Linked DNA regions of Homo sapiens: region 2 is linked to region 1. Evidence: chromatin contacts called from ENCODE Hi-C or POLR2A ChIA-PET data. All regions are on one chromosome and are shown on one strand. Each heading gives the region's core, a stretch centred on a gene start or an enhancer-like site at or near the end of the contact. The rest is flanking DNA. Distances are from core to core; before and after follow the strand shown. Region 1 holds the start of ELF2 (E74 like ETS transcription factor 2). Region 2 overlaps LOC105377448 (a long non-coding RNA gene).

Region 1 (5,703 bases), core at 1,932-4,431:
CACGGTGAAACCCCATCTCTACTAAAAATACAAAAAAAAAAAAAAAATTAGCCAGGTGTTGTGGCATGCGCCTGTGGCAGGAGAATCGCTTGAACCGGGTGGCAGAGGTTGCAGTGAGCCAGATCACACCACTGCACTCCAGCCTAGGCGACAGAGCGAGACTCCATCTTAAAAAAAAAAAAAAAAGAAAGAAAGAAAATAGATTTTAAAAAAAAAAGAAATGAAGTACTGACACATATTACAACATGGATATACTTTGAAAGCATTATGCTAAACGAAAGAAGCCAGTCACAAAAGACCGCATTTATGGTTTCATTTACATAAAATGTCCACAACAGTCTAATCTATAATGATAGAAAGTCGATCAGTGGTTGCATAGGACTGGGAGTGCTGAGGGAAAATGAAAAGCGACTGTTAATGGATATGGGGCTCTTTTGGGGGATGATTAAAATGCTGTAAAATTGAGTATAGTGATGGCTGCACAACTCTGAATATACAGTCGGCCCTCCATATCCATGAGTTCTGAATACATGGATTCAATCAATGAGGTACAGAAACTACTCAAAAAAAAATTATGTCTGTAAATGAACATGTACAGACTTTTTTCTGGTCATTATTCCCTAAACAATACACAGTATAACAACTATTTACATAGCATCCACATTGTATTAGGTAGTATGAGTGATGTGGAGATGATTTAAAGCATACAAGAGAATATGCAGAGTTTATATGCAAATACTATGTCAGTTTTATTCATTTTTCCTAGGAGACAGGATTTTGCTCTGTCACCCAGGTTGGTGTCCAAACTCTGGCCTCAAGAGATCCTCCCACCTCAGCCTCCTGAATAACTGGGATTACAGGCACAAGCCACTGCACCCAGCAACTATGCCATTTTATTTTAGGGACCTGAGCATCCATAGATTCTGGTGTCTGAGGAAGGCCCTAGAACAAATCCCCAACAGATACCGATGGACAATTGTAGTAAAAACCACTGAATTGTTCACCTGCAAAATGGAGTAATTTTTTAAAAAATTAATAAACCCACCAAACTGTACACTTTAAACTGAACTGACTAGTATGTGAATTATATCATCGTGAAGCTGTTACTCCTCCAAAAATGGTATACAACATGAGCAGGTAAAGCCACTAACATTAGCAGACCCTACAGGCCACAGGTACCAATCTGTTTACTTAGGACAGAAAAATCCCAAAGTTACAAATTCTTTCCAACCATACTCAAGCTGACTATTTTGTAAATGAGTATTTATGTCTGAAATGAAAGGCAATGATAAATCCAATGAGTTAAATCACTAAACTTAAAAATAGGTTGACATAAATATTCAAACTTCAAATGCCCAGGATATTCCAATTTTCTATTTCATGTGTTTAACTACTAGATATCGTCTCAATAATATTTACATGAATGTACTCTGTAAACTGTAATGCTCTATAAAAAGTTTTATTATTCCTAAATTCCCTTAAATGTAATTTAATGGTTTCCAGTCCTATATAAGTCATTCTACCTTTTGAAGAAACTCTGAAACACAAATATCCAATCCTTTCTTAGTAAAGCATACATCCTTCCGTGATTCTGGCACCAAAGAAAGTGCATAATTTACTTCAGGATAGAGAATCACAGATAAAAAGGAAAACAAATCTGATTATCAAACACACGATTACTATTCTCTCATCACCGGATTACAATTTAAACCATTAAGCTGAAGTAAATGTTCATGAACACAAGAAAGGGGGGAATTTTTAACAGTTTTACAATGACGTGTCCCCCTCTTCCTCATTTAATGAAGTACTAAACTTAAAGGCTATTCTGCAGCGAATCTGCCTCCTAGAAAGAGTCCATCCAGGATGCTGGCAGAGGGAAAAAGATTAGAAACTGTGCGATCTGGATTATTCTTGGTGTCACGGAATATTTTTTGAGTCCTTTATGGACATGGAATAAAAATGCCCAAATGGAGCAGAAGAGAGGGCTCGGCTACCCTGATCACAAAGCTCCTGGGGTAGAGTCAGCATCCAGCCCTGGCAGAGCCCTCCCTGTCCTCCTTCCGCGCCCCTAGACCATCCCGTCGCGCGGTCCCTGAGGACCAGCTTCGCGAGGATCCAGAAGGCGGTCACTGGACGTGCCTGTTACGAGCCCGTTTTTGTTTTGCTTAAGAAACAGATTCCGATCCGAGCAAAGCCTCCCTACCTCCCGGGGAATAGGGGGAGATGGCAGCACGGTGCCGGCGTGGAGAGCGAGAATAAAAGAACTGCCGAGTACAACCTGTCGTGCAAGCTAGCAGCGCCGGGAAGGAAAGGTAAGCGGCGGCGATAAGGCACGACAGGGAAGGAAACTGGTGTCCAGCGCCCCCCCCCGCCTGCCCGCCACCCAGAGCGGCCGGAGCCTCCCAGGTCCCGCCCCGAGCTCGCCGCCCAGCCCCGGCGCCGGCCGCAGACTCCCGCCCTACACAAACCCTCCCAGGACGCGCTTCCTCCGGAGCCGGACCCCCGCCCTGGCCTCCCCGCGGGATGAGGCGGGTCAGTTCAGTCCGCTTCTCGGCAGAGGTGACTCGCGCAGAGATGTAAACACGGAGAGACCAGCTGCGCTCGGCCCATCCCCCCCGCCGGGGTCTGTAACCTCTTCCCTCAGCCCTGCCCCGCGCCCCGCGCTCCCCGCGGGCAGGCGCGCAGCGCGCCTTCCCCTTTCTCCAAGTCCCGCTCCGCGACCGTTGCCTGGGGACACTCAGCCCCCTTCCCCCAGCCCCCGGCCGGTGTCACCGCCGCAGCCGCCGGAAAACCCCTCCGCAAACCCCGAAGCAAACAACACAAGCGCGGGGCGGGGGCGCGGAGGGAGGCGGCGGCAGTCGGGACAGCCAGGCTTTATCGCCGCGCCCTTCGCGCTCCCTCTCACCAGCCTCGGCTGCCCGCGCTCTTACCTGCTCTCCGCGACGCCTGGGAAGACCGCGGCGTCCTTTTCCCTCTCAGCAGGGCCGCGGACTAGCCGCCGCCGTTGGCCGAGCGTCCGGAGGGAGCCGGGGCCTCCCCAGCAGCCCGAGCCGCTCCACAGGGAGAGAAGGAGACAAAACAGAGGCTCGCCGCCCCGCGCAGCGACCCCCGCCCGCGCCGCCCCACCGACCCCCAACCGCCTAGGCGACGGCGGCGACACAGAGCTTGGCGCTGGGAGCAATGGTTGCCCCCGCCCCGCTCCGCTCCCGGCCCCCTCCCTCCACCCCCCGCCTCGGCTCCTCCCCCTCGGCCTCCTGCCGCCTCCACCAGGACACTGGAGTCCGCCTCCCCCTCCCCGCCAGCTCAGAGTGCTCCTCCCCTCCCCACGCGGCGGGGGGGCGGGGGCGGCACCGCCAGTCACCGCAGCGCCTGTCAAACGCGGGCCGGCTATTTATACCCCGCGGGGCCCCGCCGCCCTCGGGCCCCCACCAGCCCGCCGAACCTGCTTCTTTTGCTGTCTTGAATCCCGCCCTCTTCTCCTCGCCCAACTTCTCCCAAACCCGCCTTCCCAGGTAAAGACGCTCGTCACTTGTCCGGCTCCTTGCCCAGGGCTCCCCGATCTCGCTCTCCACTCCAGCCCCGGATTGGTGCAGGGGGCTCTGCCGCACGGGGCAGGCGTGTGAGGCCGATGGGGCCGCGCGTGCACCTGCAGCGCCCGCCGGCTTTCCCCCGCCGGCCGGGACCGCACGCACACACCCTCGCCACTCAGGGCCCCCGCAGGCCCCGCCGTCACCGCATCCCCAACTCAGGACTCTCGCCCTTCTCCGGAGACGGCCCCACAGTCGGGCAGTCTGACAGTTACAGGGGGGCGAGGTTTTGCAAAAACTCCTAGCCCGGTCTTTCCAGTTCCCACTCCTCAGCCTTGGCTTAGTGAAAGGTGGGGGTTCGGGCAGGAGCGCGACGCCGGCCCCGCCCCGGCCGGTGACGCACGTGGCGCACCGCCCCGCCAGCCTCGCGCCCCTCGGCGCCGCCAGCTCCTCCTCCCCGCTAGCAAAAGCCGGGCGTAGTACACCCGCGACCCCGCCCCATTCCCAGAAATTACCACCCGCCCAACAGCCCGGCCGCGCGGCGGTTGGTGCCGGCGTTTGCTGGCTGTCGGGTGGCTGGGCCCAGCGCGCAGCTGCGGAGCGCGGCGGGCGGCCCCTTGGAGCTGCCCGGGGAGCTGCGGGCACTCGCACCTAGCCATTGTCGCTCCTTGCGCGGTCCGCAACGGAGAAGTAACTCAAGTCTGAGTGTTGTTGGTGCGAGAATGAGAGAGTGTTCTGGTGTGGGAGTATTTTGGCCCAAGTGCCTGCGAATTCGAAAACGAAAACCCAGCAGTGGCTGCACGCTTCTGGTTTCCACACTTTCACACAAAGGGGAGCCTTCGAGCGGGGCACTCTCACGCGCCTTCAAGTGCACAAAAGCCAATGACACGGTGCCGTGGGTTGCCCTGTGTAGGAGCGTCTCTTTAATGGGCTTTGTAGGCACAGTTAATGCATACAAACGCCTCAGTCTATTTCTTCACCACCACCATTCCCCGCCGCGGCGTTTTCTGTATTTGTTTCTTTAACAAAGAGCACAGCCTGTCCGGTGCGCGCGGGGCTCCTTTTGCTCCCCTCCAGGGCTCCTGCAGCCTCGCCGCGATGGACCTGGCACCTGGCGCGGTATTCACCAGCTGATTTCTGGGCTCCAGCGTTACCCTTTTTACGGCTTCACAACCAGTCTGGAGCAAAGAAGAAACACTGAGGAATATAAGTGATAGCTGTTCTCTTGAAAGGGACGTGGGAACCGTGGAAATCACCCTAGAGTAAGGCTCAAATGTCAGAAAGCTGCAGGAGGCTCCAGATTTAAATCCCTGAAGAGCCTAAGAATGTAATGATCTCTTTCTTTTGTTAATACTGCTGTTGCCTCTATTTTCTTGGGGGTGAGTCTTCTCTTCCTTTCTTAAAAAGCAACTCTGGGCCGGGCGCAGTGGCTCACGCCTGTAATCCCAGCACTTTGGGAGGCCCTGGAGGGTGGATTGCCTGAGGTCAGGAGTTCGAGACCAGCCTGCCTAACATGGTGAAACCCCGTCTCCACTAAAAATACAAAAATTAGCTGGGCGTGGTGGCACACGCCTGTAGTCCCAGCTCCTCGGGAGGCAGGAGAATCGCTTGAACCCCGGAGGTAGAGGTTGCAGTGAGCCGAGATCGCAACACTACACTCCAGCCTGGGCGACAGAGCAAGACTCCTTCTCAAAAAAAAAAAAAAAAAAAAAAAAAGGCCGGGCGCGGTGGCTCACTCCTGTAATCCCAGCACTCTAGAAGGCCGAGGCGGGCGGATCACCTGAGGTCAGAAGTTCAAGACCATCCTGGCTAACACGGTGAAACCCCGTCTCTACTAAAAATACAAAAAATTAGCCGGGTGTGGTGGTGTGTGCCTGTAATTCCAGCTACTCGGGAGGCTGAGGCAGGAGAATCGCTTGAACCCGAGAGGCGGAGGTTGCAGTGAGCCCAGATCGCACCATTGCACTCTAGCCTGGGCAACGAGAGCGAAACTCCGTCTCAAAAAAAAGCAAGTCCGAGGGCTCTTATTCTTATTTAAGAAATTTTTACTCTTGAACACAGAGGAAACCTGGAGACCGTGACTGTTAATCAAAGATCCTCTTAACTCTTGACAAAGTTTTCTGGATTCCTGAGTTCTAAATCATGGGACTGTTGACACCCTTTTGAACTAAAGAAT
Region 2 (5,703 bases), core at 2,143-4,642, 200 kb before region 1:
AATGGCTAAGGGCAGTCTTTCTAGTCTCTGGGAGGAAAGATTAATGGTAAACACAAACACCTAATAAAAAGTTAAGGGAAAAAAATGTAGTGCAAGTAAACATTACCCATGTGAATGTATACAGTGCCTCGTTGTTCTTACAATCATAACAATTGCAACCATTATTAATGTTCTTCTTCTATGACATGAAAGAACAATAATAAGGGTCTTGGCATCAGCCATCTAGCAATTCAAAGTTAGAATAACAGCAATATGATTCATTTCGTAAACCAAAAATAAAATTCTAAGCCCCCCAGCTGGCTGAATGGACCCTTCCTCTCAGCCAAAGGGATTCTACAGAAAGCTGAAAAACTAATTCAGGCTATGGTGGGAAGCGGGAGGCGGACATACCTCATTATACTCTCCTACCTTTGGAATTCAGGCACAACTGACCAGCATTAACATTAAAATAGAGATTTTAGGCTGGGTGTGGTGGCTCACGCCTGTAATCCCAGCACTTTGGTAGGCCGAGGCAGGCGGATCACGAGGTCAAGACATCCAGACCATCCTGGCCAACATGATGAAACCCTGTCTATTAAAAATACAAAAATTAGCTGGGCGTGGTGGCACACGCCTGTAGTCCCAGCTACTCAGGAGGCTGAGGCAGGAGAATCGCTTGACCCCGGGAGGTGGAGGTTGCAGTGAGCCAAGATTGTGCCACTGCACTCCAGCCTGGCGACAGAGTGAGACTCTGTCTCAAAAGAAAAAAAAAAAAAAAAAACAGAAGAGATCTTAAGACTGACGCAGTTCACTCATATAACCTGCATATGTACCCCCTGAACCTAAAATAAAAGTTGGAAATAAATAAATTGTTAAAACTCTGCCATTAATAAACAGACTCTGTAGCAATAAGATACCAAATTCCAACGTGCCTCTCGTATAGCATTGTATGACAGATACTAGGCCCTGAGAGAAATCAAAGTATTTTGCCCCAAAATATATTTCTTTGACATATTTTGAAATAGCCCTGCATAGTCCTCTCTTGTGGGGAAAATGTATATTCGGTAGAGAATTCCCTTCCCTTTCCAGGTCTTCCTCTGATCCAAAAGAGATTCAACTAAGAGTCTGGCACTTTTTAAGGTATGATGAGAGACATTTACCATCTATTCTCTCTGCAGCCTGCTACCTGGAGGCTTCATCTACATAACAAGAATGTTGGCCACCTGGTGGCTCACATCTGTAATCCCAGCACTTTGGGAAGCTGAGGCGGGAGGATCACTTGAGCCCGGGGTTCGAAACCAGCTTAGGCAACATAGTGAGACTCTGTCTCTATCAAAAAAAAAAAAAAAAAAAAAGAATCTTGGCTTCCACAACCTCTCTTATCTTAACTCCAAACATTTATCTCTGTTGATTTCAACTCTTTAGGCAAAACTTAACTCTTTCAACCAATTGTCAATCAGGAAATCTTTGAATCCACCTATGACCTGGAAGCCACGCCCAGCGCCCCCCCCCCCGCCCCTACCTCACCCCCGCCCGCCCCAAGGTGTCTCACCTTTCTGGGCTGAACCAATGTAAACCTGACATGTATTGATTTATGTCTCTGGCTGTAACATCTGTCTTCCTAAAATGTATAGAATTACACTGTAACCCAACCACTCTGGGCACATGTTCTCATGACCTCCTGGGACTGTGTCACACAGGTCATGGTCCTCACCTTTAGCTCAGAATAAATCTCTTCAAATATTTTACAGAATTTGGCTTCTTTTTTTTTTTTTTTTTTTTTTTTGGCCAACAATTTATTCACTCAGTCACATCCATTTATTAAGTATCTACCATGTTTCTACCATGTTTTACCTGCTTACTTTTTTTTTTTTTTTTTTTTTTTTTTTTTGAGGCGATATCTCACTTTGTCACCCAGGCTGGAGTGCAGAGGCACTATCTTGGCTCACTGCAACCTCTGCCTCCCAGGTTCAAGCCATTCTCCTGCCTCAGCCTCCTGAGTAGCTGGGATTACAGGTGCCCGCCACCACCCCCAGCTGATTTTTGCATTTTTAGTAGAGATGGAGTTTCACCATGTTGGCCAGGCTGGTCTTGAACTCCTGACCTCAGGTGATCCGCCCACCTCGGTCTCCCAAAGTGCTGGGATTGAGGCCTCCTGCCCGCTTTTTTATATCTCCAAGTGTAACCCATTATACTACTCATATATGGATTATGTGGCCTTCCTATATTCTCTCTTAACACTGTCTATATATCTTTAGCAAAGCATTTATTACTTTCTATTGCAAAAATCCAATTCCATGTGTGTCTTCTAAGTTGACAGTGGACTAGGAGGGAGGAAAGCACCAACAGATCCTTTTCTCCTTTGACTATTCAGCACCTGGCCCAGGTGTTGAGTAAATGAAAGACAGTATGTGTCAAATAAAATAATAAGACTTCACATAATAGCAAAATAAACTCTATTCTCCTAAGGCCTACTCTGAGAGTGAACAGGAAAGATTGGGCACTTGTGAGGAGTTAACAAGTGAACAAACACATTCTCTAACAATGAAATAACAGAGGGCTCTTTAAAATCTACTCTTAGATTTTTTTTTAAGCATTGGAAGGAATGGTAGAGATCATCTGGAGGACTCCACCCAATACTCTGCCCTTTTCTACAGGTAGAAAAATGGAGGTTATAAAATCTCAGCTGGGCAGGGCAGGGTGGCTCATGCCTGTAATCCCAGCACTTTGGGAGGCTGAGGTGTGTGGATTATATGAGGTCAGGAGTTCGAGATCAGCCTGACCAACATGGTGAAACCCTGTCTCTACTAAAAATACAAAATTAGCTGGGTGTGATGGTGCATGCCTGTAATCCCAGCTACTCGGGAGGCTGAGGCAGGAGAATCGCTTGAACCCAGGAGGCAGAGTTTGCAGTGAGCTGAGATCGCATCATTGCACTCCAGCCTGGGCAACAAAAGCAAAATTCTGTCTCAAAAAAATAAATAAAATAAAGACAAAATCTCAGCTGGGCACAGTGGCTCACACCTGTAATCCCAGCACATTGGGAGGCCGAGGCAGGCAGATCACTTGAGGTCAGGAGTTCAAAACCGGCTGGCCAACATGGTGAAAGCCTGTCTCTACTGAAAATACAAAAAATCAGCGCAGCGTGGTGGTGGGCACCTATAATCCCAGCTACTTGGGAGCCTGAGGCCGGAGAATCGCTTGAACCCGGGAGGCAGAAGTTGCAGTGAGCCGAGATCGTGCCACTGCACTCCAGCCGGAGCGACAGAACAAGACTCCATCTCAAAGAGAAAAAGAAAAAGAAATCTGCTTAAAATCCTACGCGTGGTTGGTGACTGAGACATAATTAGAGTCCTAGTTATTGGATACTGTGCCCCTCCCACTCCACATGTGTTGAAAAACAGAGCTGACCAACTGTGCAAGACGGACCCTTCGAGCACTAACTTCTGCTTTCACAAATGCAACTCTCCATTTAAAAATGCAAATCAGAGAAGAAACATCTCATGAGTTCTGCTTCCCTCCCCTCCTCAGTTTGTCATTTATTTGACCTGGTCACATCCGCTTCAGGACCTTTGCATCCTCTCCTCCCCAGTGCAAACATCACATCCCCAGGAAGCCCTTTCTTTATTATTCTCTCTCACACATACCCCGGGCCAAATCAGATTCCCCTCTCTATACCAGCAGGACACCCTGTATTTCTCCTTCATGGGATTTATCACAGCTTGAAGTAACATATTTTTGAGATTGTTTAATTAACATCTGTCTAATATATCCTCCATCAGATTAAGAGTTCATAAATTATGTCTCTAGAGATAAGGGGTATTCTAAAAGCACATCATACCAACCTGGGGGTAGAAATGGGATTGGTGTATTAATATCAAAACTATCCCTTTGAATCTACCCCACCTGCTGCTGTGGGTCCTTCGAACACAATTCCAGACCCCCACCCATCCAGGGTTCTAGGAGTCCCAGCGTATGCCTCCCATGGGCAAACCTGAGCCCTCTCAGCTCTCTAAGACATCTCACATTTCCTCCCTCTGGGGTGCGGCTCCCTGCAGCAATGAGCTGCTGAGGCCTCTGTGCGCTTAAAAGCCACCTTTGTGTTGTCAGATATGGTATCTGGGTTCCAATCACAGAGATTTTAATCAAATAGTTCTTTTGGTTTTTACTCCCAGTCCCTGCTTCCTAGAGCTCAAGACTGGGGTTGGCAAAAAAGAAAAAAAAAGAACTCCCCATCCAATCCTGAAGCAAAGGCTTGGATTATGCTTGGGTGCCTTGACGCCCTTTAATCTTGAGACAAATTCTTTTCCAGAAGCCTTCTTGGTGGCTCATCTAAATAATCCCCAGTACAGCCTACCAAATGAGTCTTCCAGTGACCCCAGGTCCGTGTGCATTAAAGTGAAACAGAAGCCAGGGCATGATAGTGAGACCCCCTCTCTATGAAAGAAAATTTTAACAAGTTAGCTGGGTGTGGTCACATGAGCCCGTATTCCCAGCTACTCAGGAGGCTGAGGCAGAAGGATTGCTTGAGCCCAGGAGTTCAGGTTTGCTATGATGGTGTCAGTGGTGTTCAAACCAGAGCAACTCCGTCTTGAGTGAGGACTAGGAAAATGAGGCTGGGACTTGCTGGGCTGCATTCCCAGAAAGTTAGGTATTCCTAGCCTCTAGGTATTTACAGTTAAGGGAACAGATTGATAACATTTACTAAACAGACCCAGACTTGAGAGTGTCCTGATATCTTGATATCTTCAGAACAAAGGCATTCCGAATTTTGCTTTATTTATTTTATGTTATTTTAATTTTTTTTTTGAGACGGAGTCTCATTCTGTCGCCCAGGCTGGAGTGCAGTGGCATGATCTCAGCTCACTGCAAGCTCTGCTCCTGGGTTCAAGCTATTTTCCTGCCTCAGCCTCCCGAGTAGCTGGGATTACAGGCAGGCACCACCACGCCCGGCTAATTTTTTGTATTTTTAGTAGAGACAGGTTTCACCATGTTGGTCAGGCTGATCTCGATCTCTTGACCTCGTGATCCACCTGCCTCGGCCCCCAAAGTGCTGGGATTACAGGCGTGAGCCACCATGCCTGGCCCAAATTTTGCTTTAAAGATAATGTTGATTCTTGCAAAATATAGTAATTAAGAAAATTAATCCTTTATCACAAACCCTTATATCAGAGCACGTCTCCCCATGATCTTTTTTTATCATATATATATATGAGTATTTTACCTGAGGTGGACGTTTTCCTCCCCTTACTTTAGGGAACGCCCTACTTTGCCTACAGAGTAGCTGTTCTCTCACCACTTTACTTTCTTAGTAAACTTGCTTTTTCTTTGCACTGCAGACTTGCCTTGAGTTATTTCTTGCATGAGATCCATGAACCCTCTCTTGGGGTCTGGATCGGGACCCCTTTCTGGTAACAATGCTGCCACCGCACTCCAGCCTGGGTGACAGCAAGACCCTGTCTCTGAAAAGATTAAAAATAAACATAACAAAAATAAAATATGAAGGGGAACAGAACTCAGTCTGAAGTTTGGACCATTGCTAAATTCAGAGAAAACAGCAGAATGTCAGTGCCTATAGTAATAGAGGAATAGCAAGGTCAAGCCTTTATCCTGGCTCAGAGGAGAAGAGAACCTCCTCTTGCACCCATTCATTCAACAGCTATACTTAAGAGCAAGGTTTTCTGGAAATGGCCTATGCACTGTCACTGAAAATCCCAGCCAAGG

What was found. A loop is a pair of places that touch in the nucleus more often than their neighbours do. ChIA-PET counts read pairs that join two places held with the same protein, here RNA polymerase II (POLR2A). Pooled maps may share reads with other maps.
Region 2: a loop to region 1 is called in a pooled map, with 7 times the contacts of the local background. The contact joins the enhancer-like site here to the promoter of ELF2 in region 1. A Hi-C loop is called at or near these places in 1 of 37 single-sample maps with no recorded cell type and 4 of 50 pooled maps. POLR2A ChIA-PET finds 5 or more read pairs at or near these places in 2 of 52 experiments (GM12878 and PC-9).

Annotation. Positions count from the first base shown.
Region 1 is chr4:139,174,037-139,179,739 of GRCh38, forward strand. It overlaps ELF2 (E74 like ETS transcription factor 2), which reads right to left and starts at 3,182. Exons shown (of 10, transcript NM_001331036.3): 1 at 2,931-3,182. LOC105379412 (a long non-coding RNA gene) reads left to right here and starts at 2,119. Exons shown (of 4, transcript XR_007058273.1): 1 at 2,119-2,312. RefSeq lists an enhancer at 2,153-2,202, silencers at 2,803-3,762, 3,773-4,152 and a cis regulatory region at 4,519-4,643.
Region 2 is chr4:138,974,224-138,979,926 of GRCh38, forward strand. All of the region lies in intron 2 of LOC105377448 (a long non-coding RNA gene), which reads right to left. Among named protein-coding and RNA genes, the nearest start is that of NOCT, 39 kb to the right of the region's middle. RefSeq lists an enhancer at 3,002-3,823. Within about 2 kb of position 3,393, at least 4 of the 41 ENCODE cell types and tissues checked have a DNase peak (open chromatin) inside an H3K27ac peak, as active enhancers do; they include PC-9, where a contact is called at or near this core.